Linked DNA regions of Homo sapiens: region 2 is linked to region 1. Evidence: read pairs that join two places in POLR2A ChIA-PET (ENCODE). Cell type or tissue: GM12878. All regions are shown on one strand. Each heading gives the region's core, and the rest is flanking DNA. Links, peaks and the distances in the headings are about the cores only. Region 1 has its middle 21 kb from the start of PAFAH1B1. Region 2 overlaps PAFAH1B1 (platelet activating factor acetylhydrolase 1b regulatory subunit 1).

Evidence for each region. ChIA-PET counts read pairs that join two places held together with the same protein. Peaks named below come from ENCODE experiments on the same cell type or tissue, not always from the same donor. Only the 100,000 strongest peaks of a DNase experiment are listed, where the experiment ranks them.
Region 2: POLR2A ChIA-PET joins it to region 1 with 5 read pairs; 6 of 35 experiments call an interaction of 5 or more read pairs at or near these places.

Annotation. Positions count from the first base shown.
Region 1 is chr17:2,564,406-2,580,149 of GRCh38, reverse strand. No RefSeq gene overlaps it. Among named protein-coding and RNA genes, the nearest start is that of PAFAH1B1, 21 kb to the left of the region's middle. In GM12878, for the core only: no CTCF peak of the experiment used is centred there; a DNase peak (open chromatin) is centred at 8,029; H3K4me3 peaks cover 705 bases; H3K27ac peaks cover 870 bases.
Region 2 is chr17:2,654,801-2,669,606 of GRCh38, reverse strand. PAFAH1B1 (platelet activating factor acetylhydrolase 1b regulatory subunit 1) reads right to left here. Exons shown (of 11, transcript NM_000430.4): 3 at 4,151-4,235; 4 at 3,517-3,591; 5 at 2,409-2,615. LOC124904127 (small nucleolar RNA U13) reads right to left here and starts at 13,928; the gene lies at 13,825-13,928. RefSeq lists an enhancer at 10,063-10,564. In GM12878, for the core only: no CTCF peak of the experiment used is centred there; no DNase peak of the experiment used is centred there.

The sequences.
Region 1 (15,744 bases), core at 3,889-11,888:
GACTCTTTGGTTCTAAAGAACAGAAACCCATTTGAGTGAGCCTAAGGGAAAAAAAAAGGGCAGTTTTGAAAGGATAGAGAGGTGCTTTCATAGCACTGATGGACAGGTATGCAGCAGGGTCCTGAAAGCATCTGGAACCAGGACCAGCAAAGCAATCTTTGTCATTTCTTTTCTTTTCTTTTTTTTTTTTTTTTGAGACGGAGTCTTGCTCTGTTGCCCAGGCTGGAAAGCAGTGACACGATCTCGGCTCACTGCAACCTCTGCCTCCCGGGTTCAAGCGATTTTCATGCCTCAGCCTCCCAAGTATATGGGATTACAGGCATGGGTCATTATGCCTGGCTAATGGCTCACACCTGTTATCTCAGCACTTTGGGAGGGTAAGGAGAGCTGATCACTTGAACCCAGGAGTTGGAGACCAGGGCTAGCAAAACCCCAGCTCTTTGAAACAAAGACAAAAATTAGCTGGGCATGGTGGTGTGCACTTGTAGTCCCAGCTACTCGGGAGGCTGAGGTGGGAGGATTGATTGAGCCCAGAAGGTCAGGGCTGTAGTAAGCTGTGATCCTGCCGCTGCACCCCAGCCTGGGAGATAGAGCAAGAGCCTATCTCAAAATAATAATAATAATAATAATAATAATAATAATAATAATAATAACTTTAAAAATATAGTAAACTGCCTATTTTCCAAAGTGGCTGTACCCTTTTCACATTCCCACTTGCAATGTATATGTATGAAACTTCCAGTTATTCTGTATCCTCTACAACATTTCGTATTATGAATTTATTTAATTTAATTAATTAATTTATTTATTTTGAGACGGAGTCTCGCTCTGTCACCCAGGCTGGAGTACAGTGGCAAAATCTCGGCTCACTGCAAGCTCCGTCTCCCGGGTTCACACCATTCTGCTGCCTCAGCCTCCCGAGTAGCTGCGACTACAGGCACCTGCCACCATGCCCGGCTAATTTTTTTCGTATTTTTTTAGGAGAGACGGGGTTTCACCGTGTGAACCTCGTGATCCGCCCGCCTTGGCCTCCCAAAGTGCTGGGATTACAGGCATGTGCCACCACGCCCGGCTTATTTTTATTTTAACCACTCTAATAAGTACGTGGTGGTATCTCATTATGGTTTTAATTTGCACCCGATGGCTAATGACATTGAACTTTTTTTCATGTACTTGCCATCTTTTTCTCTTACCTAGTGGAGATCTATTTATATATTTTGCCCACTTTTTTCCTTTTTTTAATTTTTAATAGAGATGGGGGGAGGTCTCACTATGTTGGCCAGGCTGGTCTCGAACTGTTAGCCTCAAGTGATCTGCCCGCCTCAGCCTCCCAAAGCACTGGGATTACAGATGTGAGCCACCACACCCAGCCCCGGATACAAAGCTTTTATCAGATGTGTGTTTTTAAAATATTTTCTTTCAATTTGTGTCTTGTCTTTTCATTTTCTTAACAGTGTTTTTGGAGGGCAGAGGTTTTCATTTATTGAGTCTAATTGAAACATTTTTTACGGTTCATGTTTTTTGTGTGTCTTATCTATGAAATTTTTGCCTGTCCATAAGTTATAAATATTTTCTTCTGAAAGTTTATAGCTTTAAGTTTAAATTTAGGGGTATGATTCATTTCAGGTTCATTTTTGTATATGGTACACATTATGGATCATGGTTCCCTTTCTTACATATTAATATCCAATTGTTCCAGCACCATTTGCAGAAATCAACTTGTTCTTAACTACCACATTATGTTGTATACAACAGTTATCCTCCCTATTTGTACCAAAGTCTGGTGAGGTTTGTGGATATACAAGTGACACACTTCGCTATTCTGTACAATTTGCAAAGTACTGTCTATTTAATTACATAATTTCATTTGAATCTCAATTAGCCCTTTGAGGTAGAAATAAAATATTATTACTTCCATTTTTCAGATGAAGAGATGGAGAGTAGCTGGGTGCTTTGCCCAAGATGACAAAGCATTCAGTGAGAGCATCAGGATTGAAACCCAGGTCTTCTGCAATCAGTGCTATTTTCTTGTTTTTTTTTCTTGTTTTTTTTTGTTTGTTTGTTTGTTTTGGCGGGGGACAGTGTCACTCTGTCGTCCAGGCTGGAGTACGGTGGCATGATCTTGGCACACTGCAACCTCCGCCTTCCGGGTTCAAGCGATTCTCCTACCTCAGCCTCCTGAGTAGCTGGGATTACAGGCACGTGCCACCATGCCTGTACTTTTAGTAGAGATGGGGTTTCGCCATGTTGGCCAGGCTGGTCTCGAACTCCTGACCTCAGGTGATCCCCCTGTCTTGGCCTCCCAAAGTGCTGGGATTACAGGCGCGAGCCACCACGCCGGGCCAAGCTGCATTTTCAAAGATCCAAGCTGTTCCTAAAAATAGACTCTACTTGGGAGCCCTGGAAGCAAAAGTTAATGCTCACTACTTAATTTTGAGTTTACTGCACCTTGAAGACTGGAAAGGTACAGAGATTTGGTGCAGCTGGGATCTAAGATTTGGTGCAGCTGGGATCTGAGAGGGTGGTCATTTGGGCTGCCCACAAGAAGTGGTCTCCTGTTTCCACCCTGCTATATGAACTGGCCATGGTCATGCAAACTTTATTTTACAAAAACGTAACTGGAATTATTTTCTTTAAAACATTCCTGGTTGGCCAGGAGCAGTGGCTCACACCTGTAATCCCAGCACTTTGGGAGGCAGAGGCGGGTGGATCACGAGGTCAGGAGTTCGAGACCAGCCTGGCCAACATAATGAAACCTCGTCTCTACTAAAAATACAAACTATTAGCTGGGCGTGGTGGCGGGTGCCTGTAGTCCCATCTATTTGGGAGGCTGAAGCAGAAGAATCGCTGGAACCCGGGAGGTGGAGGTTGCAGTGAGCCGAGATTATGCCACTGCACTCCAGCCTTGGCAACAGAGTGAGACTCCATCTCAAAAAGAAAACAAAACAAAACATTCCTGGCTGAGCGCGGTGGCTCACACCTGTAATTCCAGCACTTTGGGAGGCCGAGGCTGGCGATCACCAGGTCAAGAGATCAAGATCATCCTGGCCAACATGGTGAAACCCCATCTCTACTAAAAATACAAAAATTAGCTGGGCATGGTGGCAGGTGCCTGTAATCCCAGCTACTCGGAAGGCTGAGGCAGGAGAATCGCTTGAACCCAGGAGGCAGAGGTTGCAGTGAGCTGAGATCACGCCACTGCACTCCAACCTGGGTGACAGAATGAGACTCCATCACAAAATAAATAAATAAATAAATAAAAATAAAAATAAAAAATAAAAAAATATCCTGAACTTCAAATAGTCCAAATATCAGAGCAATAAACGGATTTGCTTTATGTTTTGGGTTATTTCCCCAGCCTCGTAGCCACGTCTTTTCTCTGGGAAGCATACCCACAGATTACATCACTAGAGTGGGTTCTTGGGAGCCATTTTGCTTCTATCTGACTCTGCCTCCCTGGCCATGGCTGCATGGCATGGACCACAGCCCCAACTCAGATGATCACTGGGAATTTAGGATTGGACTGAGAAGCAGCGAATCAGTTCGAAGGTGGCTGGGATTTTAACATGTGGACTGGGAGCTACACAGCAGCCATATTCCGCTTGTGAAGTGGAGCACAGGGGAGAAAATAAAAGCAGATATGCAGAGAGAAAAGGACTGTAGCAGGGCGGGGGCAGCAGAGACACAAGATTGCTTTACAGGCCAGGCGTGGTGGCTCATGCGGGCGGATCACTTGATGTTAGGAGTTCGAGACCAGCCTGGCCAACATGGCGAAGCCCCGTCTCTACTAAAAATACAAAAATGAGCTGGGTGTGGCGGCGCACACTTTTAATCCCAGCTATTCAGGAGGTTGAGGTGGGAGGATCGCTTGAACTCAAGAGGTAGAGGTTGCAGTAAGCCGAGATCGCACCACTGCACTCCAGCCTGGGTGACAGAGCAAGACCCTGTCTCGAAAAAAAATTTTAAAATGGATGTTCATCAACTGGTGAATGGATAAGTACACGTAGTGCAGTCATACAATGGAATACTATACTGCAGTAAAAGGAGCAAATGATTACTGCACTCCCTTGGATGAACCTCAGATACATTGTGCTGAATGAAAGAAGCCAAGCTCCAGTGGTTCCATTTATATAACATTCTGGAAAAATCAAATTATAGGGGCAGGCTGGGCGTAGTGGCTCATGACTATAATCCCAGTATTTTAGGAGGCCAAGACGAGAGGATCACTTGAGCCTGGGAGTTCAAGACCAGCCTGGGCAACATAGTGAAACCCTGTCTCTACAAAAAATACAAAAATTATCTGGGTGTGGTGGCACGCACCTGTCGTCCTAGCTACTTGAAAGGCTGAGGTGGGAGGATTACTTGACCCCAGGAGGCGGAGGTTGTAGTGAGCCAAGATTGCACCACTGTACTCCAGCCCGGGCAACACAGCAAGATTCCGACTAAAAAACAAAAAATTGTAAGGACAGAAATCAGGTCAGTAGTTGCCAAGGGGTAAGGGCAGACGGTGAAGTACAAAGGAGCACAGAGAACTTTTGGGGAATGGAGTTATACTATATCTTTTTGTTTGTTTGTTTGTTTTTGAGACAGGGTCTTGCCCTGTCGCCCAGGCTGGAGTGCAATGGCACAATCTCGGCTCACTGCAACCTCTGCCCCACGGGTTCAAACGATTCTCCTGCCTCAGGCTCCAAAGTAGCTGGGACTACAGGCGCCCACCACCATGCCCGGCTAATTTTTGTATTTTGTAGAGATGGGGTTTTGCCTGTTGGCCAGGCTGGTCTCAAACTCCTGATGTCAGGTGATCCACCCACCGTGGCCTCCCAAAGTGCTGGGATTACAGGTGTGAGCCACCATGCCTGGCCGAGCTATACTATATTTTGATTGTGGTGACAGTTATACAACTGCCTGTATTGGGCAAAACTCATAGAACTGACTGGGTGCGGTGGCTCACACCTGTAATCCCAGCACTTTGAGAGGCCGAGACGGGCAGATCACCTGAGGTTGGGAGTTTGAGACCAGCCTGACAAACATAGAGAAACCCTGTCTCTACTAAAAATACAAAATTAGCCGGGCGTGGTGGCACATGCTTGTAGTCCCAGCTACTCAGGAGGCTGAGGCAGGAGAATCCCTTGAACCTGGGAGGCAGAGGTTGCGGTGAGCTGAGATCGTGCCATTGCACTCCAGCCTGCTCAACAAGAGTGAAACTGTCTCAAAAAAAAAAAGAAAAAAAAAAAACTCATAGAACTGTATACCTAAAAAGTGAATTTTACTGCATGTAAATCATTTCTTAATAAACCTGACATTTAAAACAAAAACAAGTTTGGCAGTTTCTCAAAAAGTTAAACACAGAATAAACATATGGTCCAGCAATTCTACAGCCAGGTGTATAGCCAAAAGAGTTGAAAGCCAGGACTCAAACAGTAGCATTATTCACAATAGCCAAAAGCTGGAAACAACTCAAATGTCCATTGAAGATGAATGCATAAACAAAATGTGGTATATATTATTTTCCTTTTTTTTTCTTTTTTTTTTTCTGAGACAGAGTCTGACCCTGTCGCCCAGGCTGGAGAGCAGCGGCGTGATCTCGGCTCACTGCAACCTCCACCTCCCAAGTTCAAGTGATTCTCCTGCCTCAGCCTCCCAAGTAGCAGGTGCATGCCACCACAAAAATATGATATATATTAATACATACAATGGAATATTATTCAGTCATAAAAAGGAATAAGGCCGGGCACCTATAATTCTGGCGTATTGGGAGGTCAAAGCGGGAGGATCACTTAAGCCCAGGATTTCAAGATGAGTGTGGGCAACATGACCAGACTCTGTCTCTACTAAAAATAAACAAATTGCCGGGCGCGGTGGCTCAGGCCTGTAATCCCAGCACTTTGGGAGACCGAGGCGGGCAGATAACCAGGTCAGGAGATCGAGACCATCCTGGCAAACACAGTGAAACCCCGTCTCTACTAAAAATACCAAAAATTAGCCGGGCATGGTGGCAGGTGCCTGTAGTCCCAGCTACTCGGGAGGCTGAGGCAGGAGAATGGCGTCAACCCGGGAGGCAGAGTTTGCAGTGAGCCAAGATCGCACCACTGCACTCCAACCTGGGTGACAGAGCGAGACTCTGTCTCAAAAAAGAAAAACAAGGTGGGGCACGGTGGCTCACGCTTGTAATCCCAGCACTTTGGGAGGCTGAGGTGGGTGTATCACGAGGTCAAGAGATGGAGACCATCCTGGCCAATGTGGTGAAACCCCGTCTCTACTAAAAATACAAAAAATTAGGTGGGCATGGTGGTGCACACCTGTAGTCCCAGCTACTCAGGAGGCTGAGGCAGGAGGATCGCTTGAACCTGGGAGTTGGAAGTTACAGTGAGCTGAGATCGCACCACTGCACCCCAGCCTGGTGACAGAGGGGGACTCCACCTCAAAAACAAAACAAAACAAAAGTATGCTTAGTGAAATGAAATAGTATCATAAAAACGTATTGTACTAATTTAATATTTGATAAATGGGATTTCTTTTCATTTATATTCTTTATTAGGGAGGTCGAACGTCCCTCCTCATTAATTTTTTTTTATTGTTTTTTTTTTTTGAGACACAGTTTCACTCTTGTTGCCCATGCTGGAGTGCAATGGCGCAATCTTGGCTCACTGCAACCTCTGCCTCTCAGGTTCAAGCGATTCTCCTGCCTCAGACTCCCGAGTAGCTGGGATTACAGGCGTGTGCTACCATGCCCGGCTAATTTTGTATTTTTAGTAGAGATGGGGTTTCACCATGTTGGTCAGGCTGGTCTCAAACTCCCGACCTCAGGTGATCCGCCCGCCTCGGCCTCCCAAAGTGCCTCCCAAAGGGATTACAGGCGTGAGCCACCACGCCCCGCCATCCCCCCCATTTATATATTTGTAACCTCTTTTTTGTTTATGTTTTTTTGTTTTGTTTTTTGTTTTTGGTAGAGACGGGGTTTTGCCATGTTGCCCAAGCTGGTCTCGAACTACTGGACTCAAGCAATCCACTTGCTGTGGGCTCTCAAAGTGTTGGGTTTACAGGCGTGGGGCTGTCACGCCCAGCCTGTTTATTTGTCAATGTTCTTGGTGCATTTTTCTATTGTCGTATCCACCTTTTCCTCATAGATTAGTAAGAGACCATAAACCATTTGTCTATTACATATGTTGCAAGCATTTCCCCCAGTTTGCCATTTGTGTTTCGACTTTGTGAAGAGATTTTGGCACCAAAAAGCATGGTGAGCCAGATGTGGTGGCTGATGCCTGTAATCCCAGCACTTTGGGAGGCCAAGGCAGGTGAATCACTTGAGGCCAGGAGTTTGAGACCAGACTGGCCAACATGGTAAAACCTTGTTTCTACAAAAATGCAAAAATTAGGGCTGGGCGCGTTGGCTCACACTTATAATCCCAGCACTTTGGGAGGACGAGGTGGGTGGATCACCTGAGGTCAGGTGTTCGAGACCAGCTTGGCCAACATGGTGAAACCCCATGTCTACTGAAAATACAAAAATTAGCCGGACGTGGTGGCGGGTGCTTGTAATCCCAGCTACTCAGGAGGCTGAGGCAGAATAATCACTTGAACCCGGGAGGTGGAGGTTGCAGTGAGCCAAGATTGCGCCATTGCACTCCAGCCTGGGTGACGAGTGAAATTCCGTCTCAAAAAAAAAAAAAAAGCAAAAATCTCCCAGGTACTCCAGAGTCTGACGCGGGAGAATTGCTCAGACCTGAGAGGAGGAACCTGTGGGTGAGCTGAGATCTTGCTGCTGCACTGCCTGGGCTACAGAGCGAGACCCTGTCTCAAAAGAAAAAGAATGTGGTGGGCTTTTTGTTTTGTTTTGGTAGTCAGAACTATTATCTTTTCCTTCCTGTTTTCCACCCTTAGGGCCATATTTAGGAAGTCCTCTACCACCCACAATCATAATAGTACTCATTTTCTTTCTAGAACATTTATGGTTTCATTTTGCACCTTACTTTGCATGTGGTACAGAGTAGACATAAAAATAACTAACTTGTATGAGGCACATTCTGTGTAATAGGCACCGTGGTTTTACTTTTGTATACTCATTATCCCTTTTAATCCTCATAATCATGTGAGGTAGTCATTTTTATTACCTTGCTTTTAAATATGGGAGAAATTAGGCTTTGGGAAGTTAAGGATCTTGCCTGCAATTTACACAGCTAATCAGTGGCAAAACTGGCATTCAAACCCCAAGTCTGTTTACTTTCAAAGGTCTTTGTGTGTGTATGTGTGACAGCGTCTCCTCTGTCACCTAGGCTGGAGTGCAGGGGCACGATCATAGGTCACTGAAGCCTCAACCTCCCAGGCTCAGTTGATCTTCCACTTCAGCCTCCTGAGTAGCTGAGACCACAGGTGTGTGCCACCAAGCCTGGTTAGTTTTTTAAAGATTATTCGTAGAGATGGGGTCTCCCTATGTTGCCCCATCTTACTTTCAAGGGTCTTAATCATTGCTCTGTATTTTTCTACCTTTACTCTCAAATTTTTAGTCATTTTTTCTGGTATCATTTGTCAATTCAGCCTTTCCCCCACTGGTTGATGCCACAATTTTTTTTTTTTTTTTGAGACAGAGTTTCACTCTTGTTGCCCAGGCTGGAGTGCAGTGGCACAGTCTTGGCTCACTGCAGCCTCCGCTTCCTGGATTCAAGCGATTCTCCTGCCTCAGCCTCCTGAGTAGCTAGGATTACAGGTGCATGCCACCATGCCCGACTAATTTTTTGTATATTATTTTTTTATTTTTTCTTGAGACCGAGTCTCGCTCTGTCACCCAGGCTAGAGTGCAGTAGCTCGGTCTCCGCTCACTGCAACCTCCGCCTCCCGGGTTCAAGCAACTCTTCTGCCTCAGCCTCCTGAGTAGCTGGGACTACAGGTGTGCACCACCACATGCCTGGCTAATTTTTGTATTTTCAGTAGAGATGGGGTTTTGCCATGTTGGCCAGGCTGGTCTCAAACTCCTGACCTCAAGTGATCCACACACCTTGGCCTCCCAAAGCGCTGGGATTACAGGCGTGAGCTTTGGTGCCTGGCCGATTGACGCCACTCTTAATATCTAATAGCTTTTGATAATTTTTGAGGTCTATTTCTGCCCGTTTTTTCTCTTCTATTGATTCTTCTGTCCATTCCAGTGTGCACATAGCATACTGTTCTAGTGACTGCTGCATTATTTATACATTCTATTATCTGGTAGGCCAAGTCACGGATAGATGATCTTCTTTTTCAAAGTTTTCAAATTTTTCTTTCATAATGTATTCTTCCAGAAAATCTTTAGAATTATATTGCAAAGTCCTCCAGAAATTCCACTGAGGTTTTTGCTGAAATTGCATGAAAAAGGCTACTGGGGGCTGCGGCTGTCTTGTGTGCGGAGAGTTGAGCTCATCAGGTTCATCCACTCATGGTGCCCATGGTCTTTCACGGTCTCCCATTCATTTGAACCCCACCCTTACTCTTGGTCCACATTCCCCTTCCCCTCCCACATAAACACCCACCATTATGTGTTTCTTGGAAACATAGGTGTAGTAAAAAACATACTCCTGTTTTGTGTGTATGGTTTTTTTTTTCTTTTTGATTTCTTTTTCTTTTTCTTTTTCTTTTTTTTTTTTTTTAACACAGAGTTTGCTCTTGTTGCCCAGGCTGGAGTGCAGTGGTGCGATCTTGGCTCACTGCAACCTCTGCCTCATGGGTTCAAGCGATTTTCTTACCTCAGCCTCCCTAGTAGCTGGGATTACAGGTGCCCACCACCATGCCCGGCTAATTTTTTGTATTTTTAGTAGAGACAGGATTTCTCCATGTTGGTCAGGTTGGTCTCAAACTCCTGACCTCAGGTGATCTGCCCGCCTCGGCCTCCCAAAGTGCTGGGATTACAGGCTTGAGCCACCGTGCCCGGCTTCTTTTCTTTTCTATTTTTATTATTTCTGCAATAAAAGCCACATATGTTGTATGTTTTCTATTTAAATAAACAGTATGGGTCCAAGAATCTTTTTCTATTCCTTTCCAACACTGTTTTTATGTTTGTTTGTTTGTTTGTTTGTTTGAGATGGAGTCTCACTCTGTCGCCCAGGCTGGAGTGCAGTGGCACAGTATCGGCTCACTGCAACCTCCGCCTCCCGGGTTCAAGCGATTCTCCTGCCTCAGCCTCCATAGTAGGTGGGGATAACAGGTGCGCCACCACGCACAGATAATTTTTGTATTTTTAGTAGAGACGGGGTTTTACCATGTTGGCCAGGCTGGTCTGGAACTCCTGACCTCAAGTGATCCACCCGCCTCTGCCTCCCAAAGTGCTGGGATTACAGGCGTGAGCCACTGCGTCCAGCCCCAGCACTGTTTTTCTGACCTCCTCCGGCCGCTGCCTGTCCACCTCGCTCCTGGGTCCTACCGCTGAGCAGCAGCACATGAGATGCACCCAAATATTCCATTAGTGATGGACACCACCTCCTCATTTTTACAACAAATCTGCAGTGAACATCCTTGTACACGACCCCTTGTGGATGGGCGAACTCTCAGATGTACAGAATTCACCTCCCAACCCAGGCTGAGATTGCTGGTTGCTGGGTCTTATATCCTTGACTTCCCCAATTCAGCCACATTTGTTTCTTAAATATCTGCACCAGTTTGCACTCCCATAATGAGACAAAAGGATGATCATTTCTCCAATTTTCACCCTGCTATTTTCTAACTCTAATTTTTGTCCCTCTGCGAGGTATAAAATGGTATCTCATTGTTTTAACTTGCATTTCATTGATTACCAGTGAGTTTGAACATCTGTTTTTTATTATTTCATTTTATTTATGAGACGGACTCTAGCCCTGTCACCCAGGCTGGAGTGCAGTGACTCGATCTCGGCTCACTGCAACCTCCGCCTCTCAGGTTAAAGTGATTCTCCTGCCTCAGCCTCCCGAATAGCTGGGACTACAGGCCCGTGCCACCACACCTGGCTAATTTTTTGTGTTCTTTTTCGTAGAGACAGGGTTTCACTGTGTTAGCCAGGATGGTCTCGATCTCTTGACCTCGTGATACACCCTCCTTGGTCTCCCAAAGTGCTGAGATTATAGGCGTGAGCCATGGCACCTGGCCAGGAACTGCTTCTTTTACAAATTGTCAGCTAATGCTGATGTTCAGCACCAACCTCCACTGCACTTTGAGTTATTCACTGCTCCCAATTCCTGAATCTTTCCAGTCATCTTGCTGCTTTTTGCTTCTCGTGGTCTTCTCTCTCTGCAGGACCTAGAAAAGAGAAAGCTGAAACCTAAATCAATTATCGCTAATCCTTCCCGTCTTCCAAAATGGGGTCGACATCACTCATATTCTCTGCAACTGTTCTCTTTCACCTGTGGATTTATCACATTTTTAGTTCTTTGCTGTTACTTTATTGGGGTAACAGGAAGAACCAAATAAATATTTGGATTCAGGCCAGAGCTGTGGCTCTTGCCTATAATCCCAGTACTGTGGAAGGCCATGCAAGGCAGATCGCTTGAGTCCAGGAGTTTGAGACCAGCCTGGGCAACATGATGAAATCCCGTGTCTACAAAAAATGCGAAAATTAGCTGGATGTGGTAGCACATGTCCGTACTCCCAGCTACTCAGGAAGCTGAGGCAGGAGGATCACTTGAGCCCGGGAGATGGAGGCTGCAGTGAGCTGAGACCATGACATGGCACTCCAGCCTGGGTGACAGAGCAAGACCCTGTCTCAAAAAAAAAAAAAGAAATCAGATTTGATTGGCATGTTTAACCAGACATTCATTATCAAATTTTCCCTATTTTACCTTATTTTATTTTTTTTTGAGATGGATGGAGCGTTGCTTTGTCACCCAGACTGTAGTACAGTGGTGCAGTCTCGGCTTACTGCAATCTCCGCCTCCTGGGTTGAAGCGATTCCCATGCCTCAGCCTCCTGAGTAGCTGGGATTACAGACATGCACTAGAACACCCAGCTAATTTTTGTATTTTTTATAGATACTCGGGAGGTTGAGGCAGGAGAATCACTTGAACCCGCAGGGCGGAGGTTGCAGTGAGCCGAGATTGCGCCACTTCACTCCAGCCTGGGCAAAAGAGTGAGATTCCATCTCAAAAAAAAAAAAAAAAGAATTTTTATTTTTCAGGCTGAATAATATTTCATGTACTATATACCATATTTTATTTATCCATTCATCTGTTTATTATTATTGAGTTTAGTGTGTTGATCTTCTATTTGGTCTTACTGCAAAATTTTGTTTATCGCTAAGATCTTGTTGATTTATATATATATATATATATATATATATATATTTTTTTTTTTTTTTTTTTTTTTTTTTTGAGACAGAATCTTGCTCTGTCGCCCAGGCTGGAGTGCAGTGGTGCGATCTCGGCTCACAGCAACCTCCGCCTCCCGGGTTCAAGCAATTCTCCTGTCTCAGCCTCCTGAGTAGCTGGGACTACAGGTGTGTGCCACCACACCCAGCTAATTTTTTGTATTTTTAGCAGAGACGGGGTTTCACCACACTGGCCAGGCTGGTCTCGAACTCATGATCTCAGGTGATCCACCCGCCTTGGCCTCCCAAAGTGTTGGGATTACAGGCATGAGCCACCAAGCCTGGCCTTTTCTTTTTTGAGTTGGCCAGGCTGGATTCGAACTCCTGACCTCAGGTCATCCACCTGCCTCGGCCTCCCAAAGTGCTGGGATTACAGTCATGAGCCGCCTCGCCCGGCTGGTTCATATGTATTGACTGTACCATCTACAAATATTTTTCTCTCTTTTCTTCTGTATCAATTCCCTATTGATGCTGTAACAAATTACCACAATTTTTTTTTTTTTTCTCGAGACAGAGTCTCGCTCTTTCGCCCAGGCTGGAGTGCAGTGGCATGATCTCAGCTCACTGCAACCTCTGCTTTCCTTCCCGTTTCAAGAGATTTTCCTGCCTCAGCCTCCCCAGTAGCTGGGAAGATAGGCACCCGCCACCATGCCCGGCTAATTTTTGTACTTTTAGTAGAGATGGGGTTTTACCATGTTGGCCAGGATGGTCTCGAGCCCTTGACCTCGTGATCTGCCGGCCTTGGCCTCCCAAAGTGCTGGGATTACAGGCGTGAGCCACTGCGCCCGGACATCCTTATATTTCTCATTTTTAAATTTGGTCTATTTTATTGGCCATCACATACACGTTACAATCTTAACGGCTTAAAGCAACATACGTTTGTTATCTTGTGGCTTAAAGCTACATACTTTTGTTATCTTATTACAATCTATCAGAAGTCCAAAATGAATGTCACTGGGCTAAAATCAATGTGCTGGTAGGCCTGCATTCTTTTCTGGAAGCTGTAGAGGCAAATTGTTTTGTTTTGTTTTGTTTTTTGCATTTTCCACTTTCTAGAAGCTGCCTGCATTCTTTTCTGGAATCTCTAGAGGAAAATTCTTTTTTTTTTTTTTTGCATTTTCCACTTTCTAGAAGCTACCTGCACTCCTCTGCTGGTGGCCCCCTTCCATCTTCAAAACCATCAATGTGCCAGGCGTGGTGGCTCACACCTGTAGTCCCAGCACTTTGGGAGGCCAAGGCAGGAGGATCACTTGGGCCCAGGAGTTTGATATCAGCCTGGGAACATGGTAAAGCCCTGTCTCTACAAAAACAAACAAACAAACAAAAAAACAAACGCAGAAATTAGCTGTGCATGATAGTACGTGCCTGTAGTCCCAGCTACTCGGGAGGCTGAGGTGGAAGGATTACCTGAGCCCAGGAGGTCGAGGCTGCAGTGAGCTGAGACTGAGACACTACACTCTAGCCTGGGCAACAAAGCCAGACCCTGTCTCAAAAAAACCCCACATCTCCGGCCAGCAGAGTCTTTCTCTCATAGTATCACTCTGACCCTCCTTTTTCCTTCTTTCATTTATAAATGTCTTTGTGATCACGTGACCCACCCAGGTACTCCAGAAAAATCTCCCAATCTCAAAATTATTGCAATAGTCACATCTGCAAAATCCTTCCTGCCATGAAAGGTAACACATTCACAAATATGGGGAGTTGGGACATGGACATCTTTGGGGGCCACTCTTCTGCCTACAATACCTGCTTGCCCTTATACTTCTTTTTTTAAAATTTTTATTGTTTTGAGACAGGGTCTCACTCTGTCGTCCAGGCTGGAGTGGAGTGGCACAATCTGGGTTCACTGCAACCTCCACCTCCTGGGCTCAAGTGATCCCCCTACCTCAGCCTCCCAAGTAGCTGGGACTACAGGCCCGTGCCACCAAGCCTGGCTAATTTTTTCTTTTTCTTTTTTTTTTTTTTGAGACAGAGTCTTGCTCTGTCACCCAGGCTGGAGTGCAGTGGCATGATCTTGGCTCACTGCAACCTCCGCCTCTCAGGTTCAAGAGATTATCCTGCCTCAGCTTCCCGAGTAGCTGGGATTACAGGTGCCCACCACCACACCGGCTAATTTTTGTATTTTTAGTACAGACGGGGTTTCACCATATTGGCCAGGCTGGTCTCAAACTCCCAACCTCAGGTGATCCGCCTGCTTCAGCCTCACAAAGTGCTGGGATTACAGGCGTGAGCCACCGCGCCCAGCCGCCTGGCTAATTTTTGTGGGTTTTTTTGTAGAGATAGGTTTTCACCATTTTCTTCAAGCTGGTCTCAAACTCCTGGGCTCAAGCTATCCACCTGCCTCAGTCTCCCAAAGTGCTGGGACTACAGGCATGAGCCACTGCACTCAGACATCCTTATATTTCTCTCTCTCTTTTTTTTTTTGAGATGGAGTTTTGCTCTTGTCGCCCAGGCTGGCATACAATGGCAAGATCTCGGCTCACTGCAACATCCGCCTCCTGGGTTCAAGCTATTCTCCAGCCTCAGCCTCCCGAGTAGCTGGGATTACAGATATGCGCCACCACACCCTGCTAATTTTTGTATTTTTAGCAGAGACGGGGTTTCAGCATGTTGGCCAGGATGGTCTTGATCTCCTGACCCTGTGATCCTCTGCCTTGGCCTCCCAAAGTGCTGAGTTTACAGGCATGAGCCACCACGCCCGGCCTTGGAATGTTTAAAATAGGGCTTTTGACAGCAAAGAGTGTTACTGCAATCAAGGAAGTGGATAACCCTCATGACGCAATGGAAAAATATTTGATCAACATGTATCACCTTTTGTTCTTGTCAGTGAGAATGCTCTTATTGAAAGTAAGAGAAAACCCAAACAATGTGGCTTGAATACTAAAGGTAACACAGTAACTTCCGTAACTGAAGGTCCACAGGTAATGCAGCTTCAGGGGTAGGTCAATAAAGCCTGGTTCTGTTTCTCTGGATTCTTCAACTCCTTCCCATGCTGTCAAATCCTCAGGATGGCTTTCTACAAAGTAACAAGATATTGGGCCGGGATCATTTAGGACTATGGGGAGTATTCTCATTCAAATCTGGAGGATTTTCTACAATCATAGAATGGAAGATAGGATTATTTTGCTTGATTTATTTAGACCTAATGTGGTATTGCTTCTCAGCCTTTTGGCTAAGATCAAGTGTAGTCCTAATGTGGCTCGCATCTAGAACTACAAGTGAGTTACATCCTACCCAAACCATTTTTTCATTTAAAAAAATAATAATAGGCCAGGTACGGTGGCTCACACCTGTAATCCTAGCACTTTGGGAGGCCGAGGCGGGCAGATCACGAGGTCTGGAGATCGAAACCACCCTGGCTCACACAGTGAAACCCCATCTGTACTAAAAATACACACACACACACACACACAAATTAGCTGGGCACGGTGGCAGGCACCTGTAGT
Region 2 (14,806 bases), core at 322-8,321, 93 kb before region 1:
AGCAAATGAACAAGAGCATATGTCATTTTGAGTTAAAAAATGAAATATGGCCGGGCGCAGTGGCTCACGCCTGTAATCCCAGCACTTAGGAAGGCCAAGGCGGGCGGACCACGAGGTCAGTTCGAGACTATCCTGGCTAATATGGTGAAACCCCGTCTCTACTAAAAAACACAAAAAATTAGCCAGGCACAGTGGTGGGCGCCTGTACTCCCGGCTACTCGGGAGGCTGAGGCAGAATTGCTTGAACCTGGGAGGCGGAGGCTGCAGTGAGCCAAGATCATACCACTGCACTCCAGCCTGGGTAACAAGAGTGAAACTCCATCTCAAAAAAAAAAAAAAAATTCTAATTGCTGGCTAAATCACTATTATAGAAAACATTATAGTGAACATTTTTTAATATAAAAAAATTCTGTCCTCATTTTATAATACCTAGGTCAGACAGTAATGGGGAGAAACAATTAGTGGGTCAAAAAGTATAAACTTTTAAAGCCTTCATATACTCTATTAAATTGATATCCCGTAAGACTGTATCATATGTAATGAGAATGACTACTTTATCAAAATCTTATCATCACTGGGAATTCTTATTTAATAGGTAAAATACCTTGACAATTTGACACACATATATATGTATGTGTGTCTCACTCTTGTCGCCCAGGCTGGAGTGCAGTGGCGCGATCTTGGCTCACTGCAAGCTCCGCCTCCCGGGTTCACGCCATTCTCCTGACTCAGCCTCCCGAGTAGCTGGGACTACAGGAGCCCGCCATCACTCCCGGCTAATTTTTTGTATTTTTTAGTAGAGACGGGGTTTCACCATGTTAGCCAGGATGGTCTCGATCTCCTGACCTCATGATCCACCCACCTTGGCCTCCCAAAGTGCTGGGATTACAGGCATGAGCTACCGTGCCCAGTCCAATTTTTTTGTTTTTAAGACAGGGTCTCACTCTTCGCCCAGGCTGGAGTACACTGGCTCAATCATAGCTCACTGCAGCCTCCAACTCCCAGGCTCATGTGATCCTCCCATCTCAGCCTCCTGAGTAGCTAGGACTACAGGCATGCACCACCATACCTGGCTAATTTTAAGTAGAGACGAGGTCTTGCTATGTTGCCCAGGCTGCTCTCTAACTCCTGAGCTCAAGCAGTCCTCCCACCTTGGCCTCCCAAAGTCCTAGGACTATAGGCATGAGCTACCACACCCGGCCCATAATTTCAGTGTTTATTTCTTCTGCTGTTAGTAGTAAGGCCAAACCGTCGTTACTATTTGGTTAGTTGTAACTACCTTTTTGAGACAGTCTCGCTCTGTCGCCCAGGCTGGAGTGCAGTGGAGCGATCTTGGCTAACTGCAACCTGTCTCCTGGGTTCAAGCGAATTTCCTGCCTCAGCCTTCCAAGTAGCTGGGACTACAGGCGCACGCTGCCATGCCCAGCTAATTTTTTTGTATTTTAGTAGAGATGGGGTTTCTCCGTGTTGCTCAGGCTGGTCTTGAACTCCTGAGCTCAGGCAATCCACCCGCCTCGGCCTCCCAAAGTGCTGGGATTACAGGCGTGAGCCACCGTGCCCGGCCGATTGGTTATACTTTTGTAAATGAAACTTAATATCTGTAACTTACTTTGAAATAACCCTTAGGATAGAGGCATCTACCTAAATCTACCTATATTGCAACTATCTTATCTTTCTGTAGGTGGTTTATACAACGGTCATTTTATTGTGTCCGGAACAAAGGCAACTTAAAAACAACTCTTTTCCTAATTAAAAAAGCACAACATTAAAAGGTAATAATATTTTTACTGTGAAAAAAATTTTTTAATGAAATACGTAATTTATAAAATGAAAAGCTTGTATATTCCCACACTCCTGGAAAGCCAATTTTAAATACATCAAGGAAAGCCCAATTTAAATGAATCCTCTACTGAATTCTTTTGCAGTATAGATTCACCCTATCAATTACTAGTTTTGTCAATCAGTATTTCACACATAACCTCCGTTTAAAGGTAAGACACACACTTTTCATTCTCCAAGAACAAAAATTGTTCAAGCACAAGGTGATGTACTGACATCAACTCAGTTAGTGACACCCGACTTTCTCAAATTCACCATCAAACTTACCTGGCAGCATGCCTCTCAGGAGCCACAATGATATTTTATTCCAATTCTGTCTTTTAAGATTTAGAACCAAATCACACGTTTCAGAGTACCTCCTGTCCCTCTTCATAGGCCCTCATTTTCAGGATCTTTTAATTTTCTTCACCCTATTAAGTCTGCTTTTTTTTTTTGAGACAGAGTGTGGCTCTGTCGCCCAGGCTGGAGTGCAGTGGTGCAATCTCGGCTCACTGCAAACTCCGCCTCCCGGGTTCATGCCATTCTCCTGCTTCAGCCTCCCGTTAAGTCTGCTTTTAACAAAAAATTACCTTAATTGTAGCATCCTCTGAAGCAGAGACCATAACACTGAACACAGGATGGAAAATGACTCGAGTGACTGGACTCCTGTGACCACTCAATGCATATTTTTCTGGCGGACGGGGAATCCATTCTTTTGGGTCTCGTTTCTGACCAAGAGGTCCACCTGACGTAAATTCTTCTTTTGCTTCATTTAGCTTTGATTCTAATTCCATAACCTTGAAAAAGAACATGTAGTTACGTACAGATAGATTTCAATAAAAATAGCATGTGACATTTTAAAAAACTGCCTTTATTTTGCAACTATGTATGTAGGATACTTGAAAAAATTTCAGTAATCTCCAAAGCATTTGTCAAATTTAAATGAAAATTATTTATTTTGTACAGCATCAAAATCTAAGTCATGTGAGGAAACTAAAAATTGAGAAAAATTCAGTACAATTGCCTTAACTCTTTAACAAAAAGAAAAATTTCGATTTGTATCTGGTGACAGAGTCCTCTACTAATTAGAGAAGGGCAGTGAATTTGTCTTGGTCCCTCTAAGGCTGCTACTCTTAGTAAGTTCTTTCCAAACCACATTATATATGGTAATAATAATATTAATAAAAGCTAATATTTATTGAGCATCTACTATGTGCTAAGCATTTTTCTAAGAGCTTTATATGATGAACTCATAACAATGTTATTTACTTATTCTAACTTTGCCTATGAAGTATCCATTTTAGGACTGGAATATTATTTGTTGTATTTACAGATAAAAATAAAAGCTCAGAGATAAAAACAACTTGTCTACGAGCACATTTTAGTGTTCTTTTCCCAGCATTAATCACAATGGCTCCATGTATTCTTTCCTTCTAAGTGCACAAATGAGTTCTTTCAGTATCAATTCCTCAAAGTCAGGACTATGCAGATTGAACCCAGTCAGCAACTCCAGATATGTGAATTACCATGTATCTGCAATAATATGCCTAGGTCATACTTTTCATGAAGCACAAAAAATGTATTTTTATTTGCTTTTTAAAGATTAGATGCAATTATTAATTAATGCAGAAGAATGTTATTTTCAGAAAGTTTATATAACTGAATACAACTAATTTTAAAGAAAAAAGACTTAGTTACCTTCTTTTGTAATCTAATAACAGATGTCCATTTTTTTTCCAAAAGACCAGCATACTTTTTATCTAATTCTTCATTCTAGAGAAAATAAATTTAGAATTTTTAAAAAATGGCTTAACTATGATCCTCAAGACAAAGATCATTCATCTTTAAGTCCAAATATTACTAAAAATCTGATTATAAAAAAAGGGAGTGGCTGGGCATGGTGGCTCACCTGTAATCCCAGCACTTTGGGAAGCTAAGGCGGGTGGATCACCTGAGGTCTGGAGTTTGAGACCAGCCTGGCCAACATGGCGAGACCCCGTCTCTACTAAAAATACAAAAATTAGCTGGGTGTGGTGGTGCGTGCCTGTAATCCCAGCTACTCGGAAGGCTGAAGTAGGAGAATCGCTTGAATCTGGGAGGCAGAGGTTGCAGTGAGCCGAGATCACGCCACTGCACTCCAGCCTGGGAGACAAAGTGAGACTCCATCTCAAAAATTAAAATAAAAAATAAAAAAAAAAGGAGTGAAAATCAAGTTCAGTACCAAGTAGACCACAATAACAAATGACAAAATTGTGCGTAACTGTTAACTACAGATACTTGAGTGAAAATCCACTCATTAACTATACTTTGAATTGTAAAAAGTAAAACATACCACATCTAATTCAGCTTCCTTTTTAAAAACTGAATATGCCTCTTCATAGCCATTTGAACGAAGATAATCTGCTATAGCTCGATTTCTGAAAGAAAAATTCAAATGACTCCTAAAAAAAAGACCTCATTTCTATTCTGAAGAAATAGAATTTATTTAAAATCTCATTAACCCTGAAGATACTCTTTTCAAGAGTATTCCCTTTCAAATCATACAAGTATTTCATTAAAAAGGACACCCCCGCAAAGCCTCCAGAACTTTTAGCCCCTGTCATACTACATCCATAATATTATATTCTTAGTTATAAGTTTTTCTTTCTTTTTTTTAACATCAGAAGAGAAACTTCATATTTATAAGTTTCAAATGTGTTGCTTACCTCACAAGCTGTAGGCACTCTATAGATCAAGCTATGGCTCTGTGACAGCAACCATCAATTTTGCTAACATTTACATTTAGTCTTTCTTTACCACTTGTTATACACTCAAGGGCTGACAGCTGGAATTTAGTTTTGCAGAGAAAAGTTTTGAGAAAACTAAAGTATTTTCATATTAGAAATAACTTTGAACCATTGGAGTGGGTGAAAAAAAGCAATCATACAGTATAAACTTAGTGTACTGTCGTAGAATGAGACATTCATTTAGAATTAGAACTTGAAGGTTAGAGAAGCTGAATTAGCCTTTTCATGTTTGCCTTCTACAGTTTGAGTACCCTTTATACAAAATGCTCGGGACCAAAAATGTTTTGGGCTTTATAGATGGAGAGAGAAAGAGAGAGAGAGAGAGAGAGAGAGAGAGCGATAGATAGATATAGATATATATCACAAAGTCAGGAGTTGGAGACCAGCCTGGCCAACATGGTGAAACCCCGTCTCCACTAAAAATACAAAAATTAGCTGGCGTGGTGGCAAGCCCCTGTAATCCCAGCTACTCGGGAGGCCAAGGCAGAAGAATTGCTTGAACCCGGGAGGCGGAGATTGCAGTGAGCCAAGACCGCATCACTGCACTCTAGCCTGGGCAACAGAGCAAGATTCCTTCTCAAAAAAAAAAAAAAAAGGCCAGGTGTGGTGGCACATGCCTGTAATCCCACCTACTTGGGAAGCTGAGGCAGGAGAATCACTTGAACCTGGGAGGTGGAGGCTGTGGTGAGCCCAGTTCGTGCCACTGCACTCCAGCCTAGGCAACAACAGCGAAACTACGTCTCAAAATACAAAACAAAACACACTCCAGTAGTATTGTATAACTGGTGGGATTACTGGCTTTAATTCAATGGTATGTTTAAAACAAATCAGCAAAGAAAGATAACAGGGAATTACCAGCAAAAACTTTATGTTCCAGGTAATTATGAGCATGCCAAAAATCAACGTATAATAATTACAGGGTTAGGCCAGCGCAGTGGCTCACGTCTGTAATCCCAGCACTTTGGGAGGCCGAGGCGGGCAAATCACAAGGTCAGAAGTTCAAGACCAGAGGCTGGGAGCGGTGGCTCACGCCTGTAATCTCAGCACTTTGGGAGCCCGAGGTGGGCGCATCACGAGGTCGGGAGCTCGAGACCAGCCTGGCCAACATGGTGAAACTCCATCTCTACTAAAAATACAAAAATTAGCCAGGTGTGGTGGTATGCGCCTGTAGTCCCAGCTACTTGGAAGACTGACGCAGAATTGCTTGAACCCGGGAGGCAAAGGTTGCAGTGAGCTGAGACTGCACCACTGCACTCCAGCCTGGGAAACAGAGTGAAACTCTGTCTCAAAAAAAAAAAAAATCCAGAGAATTTTAGCACTACCACCTTTGATGCCCTGCCTCTCAATATTTAAGCCAACAATCTGATCCAGTTAATGTAGAACCTTTAACTTCAGCAAGGTGTACTACCGTTACTAAAAGTAATAAGTTAAGTAAAGACTGAAGAACCTCAGCAGGTGGCAGTGGCTCACACCTGTAATCCCAGCACTTTGGGAGGCTGAGGCGGGAGAATGGCTTGAGCCTGGCAGGTTGAGGTTGCAGCAAGCTGTGAGTGAGCCCCTGCATTCCAGCCTGCCTATCAGAGCAAGACCCTCTCTCAAAAAAACAACAAACAAAACAAAACAAAAACCCACAAAACTCTTGGTTCTAACAGCCTAAAGGGTGCTTCTGGGGCTTGCTACTAATCTCAGTTGTTGACCTAGAGTTGATTTTCATCAGCTTTATTTTATTTTATTTTTTGCTCTGTTGCCCAGGCTGGAGTGCAGTGGTGCGATCTCCACTCACGACAAGCTCTGCCTCCTGGGTTCACACCATTCTCCTGCCTCAGCCTCCCCAGTAGCTGGGACTACAGGTGCCCGCCACCACGCTTGGCTCTTTCTTTCTTTATTTAGAGACAGAGTTTCACTCTTATTGCCCAGGCTGGGGTGCAATGGCGTGATCTTGGCTCACCACAACCTCTGTCTCCCAGGTTCAAGCGATTCTCCTGCATCAGCCTCCAGAGTAGCTGGGATTACAGGCAGGTGCCACGATGCCCAGCTAATTTTGTATTTTTAGTAGAGACGGGGTTTCTCCATGTTGGTCAGGCTGGTCTTCTCAAACTCCTGACCTCAGGTGATCCGCCCACCTTGGCCTCCCAAAGTGTTGGGATTACAGGCGTTAGCCACTGTACCTGGCCTCATCAGCTTTATTAAGGATGGAATCTTCACCTCTTTGAAACCAGTCACTAGAATTAAAGAGAAATTCACACAGAAGTAAAATGGAGTAGACCAAAACCAGTAATACTATAAAGAATCAGAGAAGGCTGGGCGCAGTGGCCTACGCATGTAATTCCAGCACTTTGGGAGGCCCAGGAGGGCAGATCACTTGAGGACAGGAGTTCAAGAGCAGCCTGGCCAACATGGTGAAACCCCATCTCTACTAAAAATACAAAAAATTAGCCGGGTATGGTGGCAGGAGCCTGTAATCCCAGCTACTTGGGAGGCTGAGGCAGGAGAATTGCTTGAATCTGGGAGGCAAAGGTTTCGGTGAGCCAAGATTGCGTCACTGCACTCCAGCCTGGATGACAGAGTGAAACTCCGTCACACACACACACACACACACACACACACACACACACACACACACAAAGAGGTTAAAAAAATAAAAATGGTTAAGAAAAATAAAAAAGAAAATGGTTAAAATCAAAACTGAGATGAAGGACTTTTATCCATGAGCAAACAGATCCTAAGCTAGACACAGCCTAGGCTTAAATATCAAACTATTACAAACATAACGAATGAAATTATTTTCTAAACTATTACAAGTTTATGAAAATGCCAGCATTCGATTTTAAGCACTTTAGCTGACTTCCTACATTCTTTTCATTTGTTTTTATCCCCTAGGGTAATTTCTGCAGCTGTAATACTAGTCATAACACCTCATCAATACCACCCATAAGATTTTTTTTTTTTTTTTTTTTTTTGAGATGGAGTCTCCTCCAGGCTGGAGCGCAATGGCGCAAGCTCGGCTCACTGCAACCTCCGCCTCCTGGGTTCAAGCAATTCTCCTGCCTCAGCCTCCTGAGTAGCTGGGATTATAGGCACCCACCACCACGCCCAGCTAATTTTTTGTATTTTTTTGTAGAGATGGGGTTTCATCACGTCAGCCTCCCAGAGTGCTGGGATTACAGACATGAGCCACCACGCCTGGCCAATAATAGTATTTTACAAACTGTATACTCTAGCATTCTAAGAATGAAAAAGTTCTAAGAGTTCCGTAACCATTTTAATTTCATTGCTCATATGAAGAAAAAACAAGGTTAAGTCAAAGGCTGATGAACTGAGATGTTTTCTTACTAGACCCATTTAAAGAGATACACTAATAGCCAGGACAATCCTAAGCAAAAAGAACAAAGCTGGAGGCATCACACGTACTACCTGACTTCAAACTATACTACAAGGCTACAGTAACCAAAACAGCATGCTACTGGTACCAAAACAGACACACAGACCAAGGGAACAGAACAGAGACCTCAGAAATAACACCACATATCTACAAACATCTGATCTTCAACAAACCTGACAAAAACAAGCAATGGGGAAAGGATTCCTTAATTAATAAATGGTGCTCAAAAAACTGGTTAGCCATATGCAGAAAACTGAAACTGGACCCCTTCCTTACACCTTATACAAAAAATAAGTCAAGATGGATTAAAGACTTACATGTAAAACCCAAAACCATAAAAATCCTAGAAGAAAACCTAGGCAATACCATTCAGGCATGGGCAAAGATTTCTTGATGAAAATGCCAAAAGCAACTGCATCAAAAGCTAAAATTGACAAGTGGGATCTAATTAAACTCAAGAGTTTCTGCACAGCAAAATAAACTATCATCAGAGTGAACATGCAACCTACAGAACGGGAAAAAAAAACCATCAAAAAGTGGGCAAAGGATATGAACAGACACTTCTCAAAAGAAGACATTTATGTGGCCAAAAAACATATGAAAAAAAGCTCAACATCACTGATCATTAGAGAAATGCAAATCAAAACCACAATGAGATACTATCTCACACCAGTCAGAATGGCGATTATTATAAAGTCAAGAAACGAAAGATGCTGGCAAGGCTGTGGAGAAATAGGAATGCTTTTACACGATTGGTGGGAATATAAATTAGTTCAACCATCATGGAAGATAGTGTGGTGATTCCTCAAGAATCTAGAAGCAGAAATACCATTTGACCCAGCAATCCCATTACTGGGTATATACCCAAAGGAATATAAATCATTTTGCTATAAAGACACATGCACACATGTTTACTGCAGCACTATTTACAACAGCAAAGACATGGAACCAACCCAAATGCCTATCAATGACAGACTGGATAAAGAAAATGTGGTACACATACACCATGGAATACTATGCAGCCATAAAAAGGAATGAGATCATGTCCTTTGTGGCGACATGGATGAAGCTAGAAGCCACCATCCTCAGCAGACTAACACAGGAACAGAAAACCAAGCACCGCATGCTCTCACGCATAACTGGGAGTTGAACAATGAGAACACATGGACCACAGGGAGGGGAACAACACACACCCGGGCCTGTTGGTGGGGGTGGGGGTTGAGGGGAGGGAGAGCATCAGGACAAATAGCTAATGCGTGTGGAGCTTAAAACCTAGGTGATGACTTGATAGGTGCAGCAAACCACCATGGCACACATTTACCTATGTAACAAACCTGCACATTCTGCACATGTATCCCGGAACTTAAAGTAAAATAAAAATTAAAAAAAAAAAAAGATACACTGAAAAGGCTAAGCTTGCATATTCAGGGCAGCAATGGAGATAACATGCATTCCTCTAAAAGGTCCAGGGGCCCAACAAATCTGAGATGTCTGCAGGGCTGTTGAAGGCTCTGGGAAGGTAACACAAAAGACCAGGCAGTATCAAGCATGACACCACCAGAAGCACACATGGAGTCATCCTTAGTACCCTCCTCCAAAAGACATCTCTCACACCACCCCGGGCTATACTGTTTTAGATAACAAGATGAAACTATATAGTCTTGGGAGAGAATGTGATTAAAATTTATTTCCAGGGCAGAGATATACAGGGGATCATTCCCTAAGCTGCAGCCACAGGATATCAATCAAGTCTCAAACAGGTAACAAGGCTTCCTAATTTTTTTTTGAAACGGAGTCTCACTCTGTCACCCAGGCTGGAGTGCAGTGGCATGATCTCGGCTCACTGAAGCCTGTTTCCTGAGTTCAAGTGATTCTCATGCCTCAGCCTCCTGAGTAGCTGGGATTACAGGTGAGCACCACCATGCCCAGCTAATTTTTTTTTTAATATTTTTAGTGGAGACGGGGTTTCACTGTGTTGGCTAGGCTGGTCTCAAACTCCTGGCCTCATGTGACCTGACTGCCTTGGCCTCCCAGTGCTGGGATTACAGTCATCAGCCACCACGCCCAGCCAAGGCTTCCTTTTTTTTTTTTTTTTTTTTTGGCGAGGCAGTCTCACTCTGTCGCCAGGCTGGAATGCAGTGGCACAATCTCAGCTCACCACAACCTCACGATTCTCCTGGCTCAGCCTCCCGAGTAGCTGGGACTACAGGCGTGTGCCACCATGCCCAGCTAATTTTTGCATTTTTAGCAGAGACGGGGTTTCACCATATTGGCAAGGATGGTCTCGATCTCTTGACCTTGTGATCCGCCCGCCTTGGCCTCCCAAAGTGCTGGGATAACAGGCGTGGGCCACTGTACCTGGCCTTTTTTTTTTTGAAACGGAGTCTTATTCTGTCATCCAGGCTGCAGTGTGGCAATCTCGGCTCACTGCAACCTCCCCCTCCTGGGTTCAAGCGATTCTCCTGCCTCAGCCTCCTGAGAAGCTGAGACTACAGGCACGTGCCATTAGGCCCAGCTAATTTTTGTATTTTTAGTAGAGACGGGGTTTTGCCATGTTGGCCAGGGTGGTCTTGAATTCATGATCTCAAGTGATTCGTCCACCTTGGCCCAAAGTGCTGGGATTACAGGTGTGAGCCACTGTGTCCAGCCAAGACTTCCTAAACTTTTATGCTACAATACCCTACTGACTCTTCAGGGAAAGGGCAGCACAGATGTGATGAGTTCCTGGCCATAGGTCTTATACTTCTCCAACCTCACGTACCCTAAGAAATCTGTCTGACAAATTGATTGCCATTACCATCCTTCACCATCACATTCTAAGATAACTACTTCCAAAAGGTAGTTCAGGATTTAACTACTACCAGTCTTAGGACAAGTACAAGTTCAGCAAGAGGTTATAATGAGACCTTATCCATGGCAGAGACAAAGTGAAGAAGAATGTAATTCAGGCAATGCAGGGTGAGTGGACCTTTATCTTCCCCATCAAGCAAAAAGAACCCTGTACCCAGTATACTAGCCTGCTCGATTCCATTTCTTTTCATCAGACGGCTGGGTCTCAGATGACATCCTGATATACCCTCCAGCCCACAGTTGCAACAAAAGCCAAAAATGATCTACCAGTTAAGTATATCACACTGCACTTTTTAAAAAGCAAAACCAAATAAATAAACAAAAAATATGCATTACTGTTCATTCTCGTATTTCGATTAAATTTCTTGAGTAATGGAAACACAAAACAGAGGGCAGTCACTAAACAGTTGTTTTCAGCCTCCACCCTTATTTATCTGTGTTTCCCTCTTTACCCTTTTAACCTGTTAAGAAAAATAACATTACTGAAAACTAAAATACTTAAAGGTCTAAGAGAGAAAGGGGGTTGGGGGAGAGGGAGAGAGAATGTCACACTAACCCAGCTGAACTCCTAATTATGTTGTTTTAAAGTTACTATATTATTGACTGACACTTAGAAAAAAACTGCATGGCCTGCTACAGGCCAGAGGTCAGCTACGTTTCCAGAGAGGAGGAGATTTTGCCTTAGTTGTTCAGCATAATTTACAACTGTGAGATCCACTCAGGATATATTCCTATAAAAATATTTTGCATTATTTCAAAAACTCATAAGGCAAAGTCAGGTTGTACAATAGGAAAGATACACAATACAACTGTCATGTATTGAATAGTTTGAAACATTTATATTTTTAAAATGTAAAGCAAAATTTCACTATAAAACATGTAAAGAAAAAAGGAAAGAGGAAGAAGGGATGAGTGCTTGTTATTTCCAGTTTTATACCAAGGAATATAAAAGAAGGTTAAGTTATATATGGTCCCTTGCCTCCTAGGATCTTGTAAACCTATCTGAGGAGCAAAATAAAAGCTACTGAAGTCTATGAAATTTAATTCAAAGACGAGAGAAATGAGACTGAATGGAAGAATCTTTTTATAAAGGCGAGATGCGAGGACTTAAAGGAAATAGTAAGTATTACCTAGGCAGGGAGCTGAGCTGGACCAAGTGAATCAGAATGGTACATTATGGAGATCTCAATGTTTACCTAAAAACATCTGATCAAATTCAACATTCTTGGCCAGGCGTGGTAGCTCACGCCTGTAATCCCACCACTTTGGGAGACTGAGGTGGGTGGATCACTTGAGGTCAGGAGTTTGAGACCAGCCTGGCCAACATGGTGAAACCTCAGCTCTACTAAAAATACAATATTAGCCGGGCACGGCGGTGGACACCTGTAATCCCAGCTACTTGGGAGGCTGAGGCAGGAGAATCACTTGAACCTGGGAGGTGGAGTATTGCAGTGAGCCAAGATGGCGCCACTGCCTTACAGCCTGGGTGACACAGTGAGACTCTTGTCTCAAAAAACAGAAACAAATTCAACATTCTTGATTTTTAAACATTCCTCATTAACGGAAAGGTCTTCATTAAGAATGTTCATTAACATCAGGAAAAAAGAAATCTCTCAAACCTTCAACCAATAAATCTAATAGTTAATGGCAGAACACTAGAAACACTTGTGTCAAAGAACAAGGCAAAGATGCTATAATCATTCCTATTACTTAAAACTGCTCTAGTGAAGCTGAGGCAGGAGAATGGCGTGAACCTGAGAGGCGCAGCTTGCAGTGGGCCCAGGCTGCGCCACTGCACTCCAGCCTGGGCTACAGAGCGAGACTCTGTCTCAAAAAAAAAACTGCTCTAAATCAGGTGGCATTAAAATAATGAGAGAAATGGCTAGAAACAGAAACAGACTATGTAGGACATTCAAGGCAAGAAAAAGCAATTGAATGAAAACAGTAATTTTAAAAGACCTATTTATCAGAAGTGTCAGAAGTATACAGGCAGATTACATGAAACAGCAAACTAAACAAAGGAAGACCACTGTATAGTAAGTCAAGCCCTAAAAAACAATGAAGATCCCTTAAAATCAGGTCATATTCATAATAGGCATCCCCAGAATTATCTGATTAAATATAGCTTCCAATTGTTGATGGAGCAGTTTTTACTCTGCACTGAAGAGCAGGATATTCAATTATCTACAATACTGCTAATAATGTATTTATATTTTTAGAATTAGGATAGGTCAAGTCATAGTATATGGTAGTCATTCACTGCCACCTGATGAATCATTTACTTGTCCCGGGCCCCTTTCCTCACTCTTTGAAAAAAAAAAAAGATGAGGTCTTGCTCTGTCACCCAAGCTGGAGTGCTGTGGCACAATCATGGCTCACTGCATCCTCAAGCTCCTGGGCTCAATGGATCCTCCTGCTTCAGCCTCCTGAGTAGCTGGAACTACAGGCACATGCCACCATGATGGGTTAATTTTTTTTTAAAGTAGAGATAGGGTCTCAATATGTTGTCTAGACTGGTCCTTTTTTCCCTTTTAAATAGCTAATTGTGGCCAGGCGCAGTGGCTCACGCCTGTAATCCCAGCACTTTGGGAGGCTGAGGCGGGCAGATCACGAGGTTAGGAGTTCGAGACCAGCCTGGCCAACATAGTGAAACCCCGTCTCTACTAAAAATACAAAAAAAATTAGCCGGGCGTGGTGGCAGATGTCTGTAGTCTCAGTCACTTGGGAGGCTGAAGCAGGAGAATCACTTGAACCCAGGGGCGGAGGTTGCAGTGAGCCGAGATCGTGCCACTGCACTCCAGCCTGGGTGACAGATGGAGACTCAGTCTCAAAACAAACAAAACAAAACGAAAACCACCTAATTGCATCCCATCCTTCAGCTGACCTCCAACTCCACACAGAAAATAGAAGCTACTCAGCATATAACTTTCTCAATGTAGTTTCCTGTATTTGTGGCACTGCTTTCCTCTTCTATTTTTTTTTTTTTCACATCGGTCGGGTAATGTGACGACATTGTAACAAGGCTGGAGGGTGGTACATCTTACACATGTGTGTGAACACCCTGTCGTCACACGTAGCAACTACAAAAGAATCTCCCTTCCTCTTCTGTGATGTGTTTTCTCTTTCTTGAGACAGGGTCTTGCCATGTCACCTAGGCTGGAGGGCTGTGGCACAATCTCAGCTTATTGCAACCTCTGCCTCCGGAGTAGCTGGGATTACCAGGCATGTGCCACCACACCCAGCTAATTTTTATATTTTTAGTGGAGACATGTTTTCTCCATGTTGGTCAGGCTGATGTTGAATTCCTGACTTCAGGTGATCCACCTGCTTCGGCCTCCCAAGGTGCTGGGATTACAGAAGTGAGCCACTGTGCCTGGCCTACGATGTGTCTTCTCTTTCTAATACAATTCTCTAGAATACCCTCCATCTTTCAGTGAAATGCAATGTGATGTGGTATGTAAAAGGGCTTTGTATGAATTCTCCAGAAAGTCAACAATTTTGACCTTGATCATATCTTGATCATCTTTATAGATGCCTACATTTCACTCTTATAAACACACACACACACACACACACACACACACACATATATGTATATATATATTTTTTAAATGATCAGCAATTTCATTCTGGAAATCAAAAATTTCCAAAGAATAAAAAAATCTAACACAAGCTGGGCATGGTGGCTCACACCTGTAATCCCAGCACTTTGAAAGGCCAATGCGGGAGGATTGTTTGAGCCCCAGAGTTATGAGCTATGATCATGCCATTGCACTACTCCAGCCTGAACCCTGTCTCTTTTAAAAAAAAAAAAAAGAAGAAAAAAAAAAGCCACGCAGGGTGGCTCACACCTGTAATTCCAGCACTTCGAGAGGCTGAGGCAGGCAGACTGCTTGAGCCCAGGAGTTCAAGACCAGCCTGGGCAACATGGCAAAAATCTGTCTCTATAAAAAATAGAAAAATTAGCTAG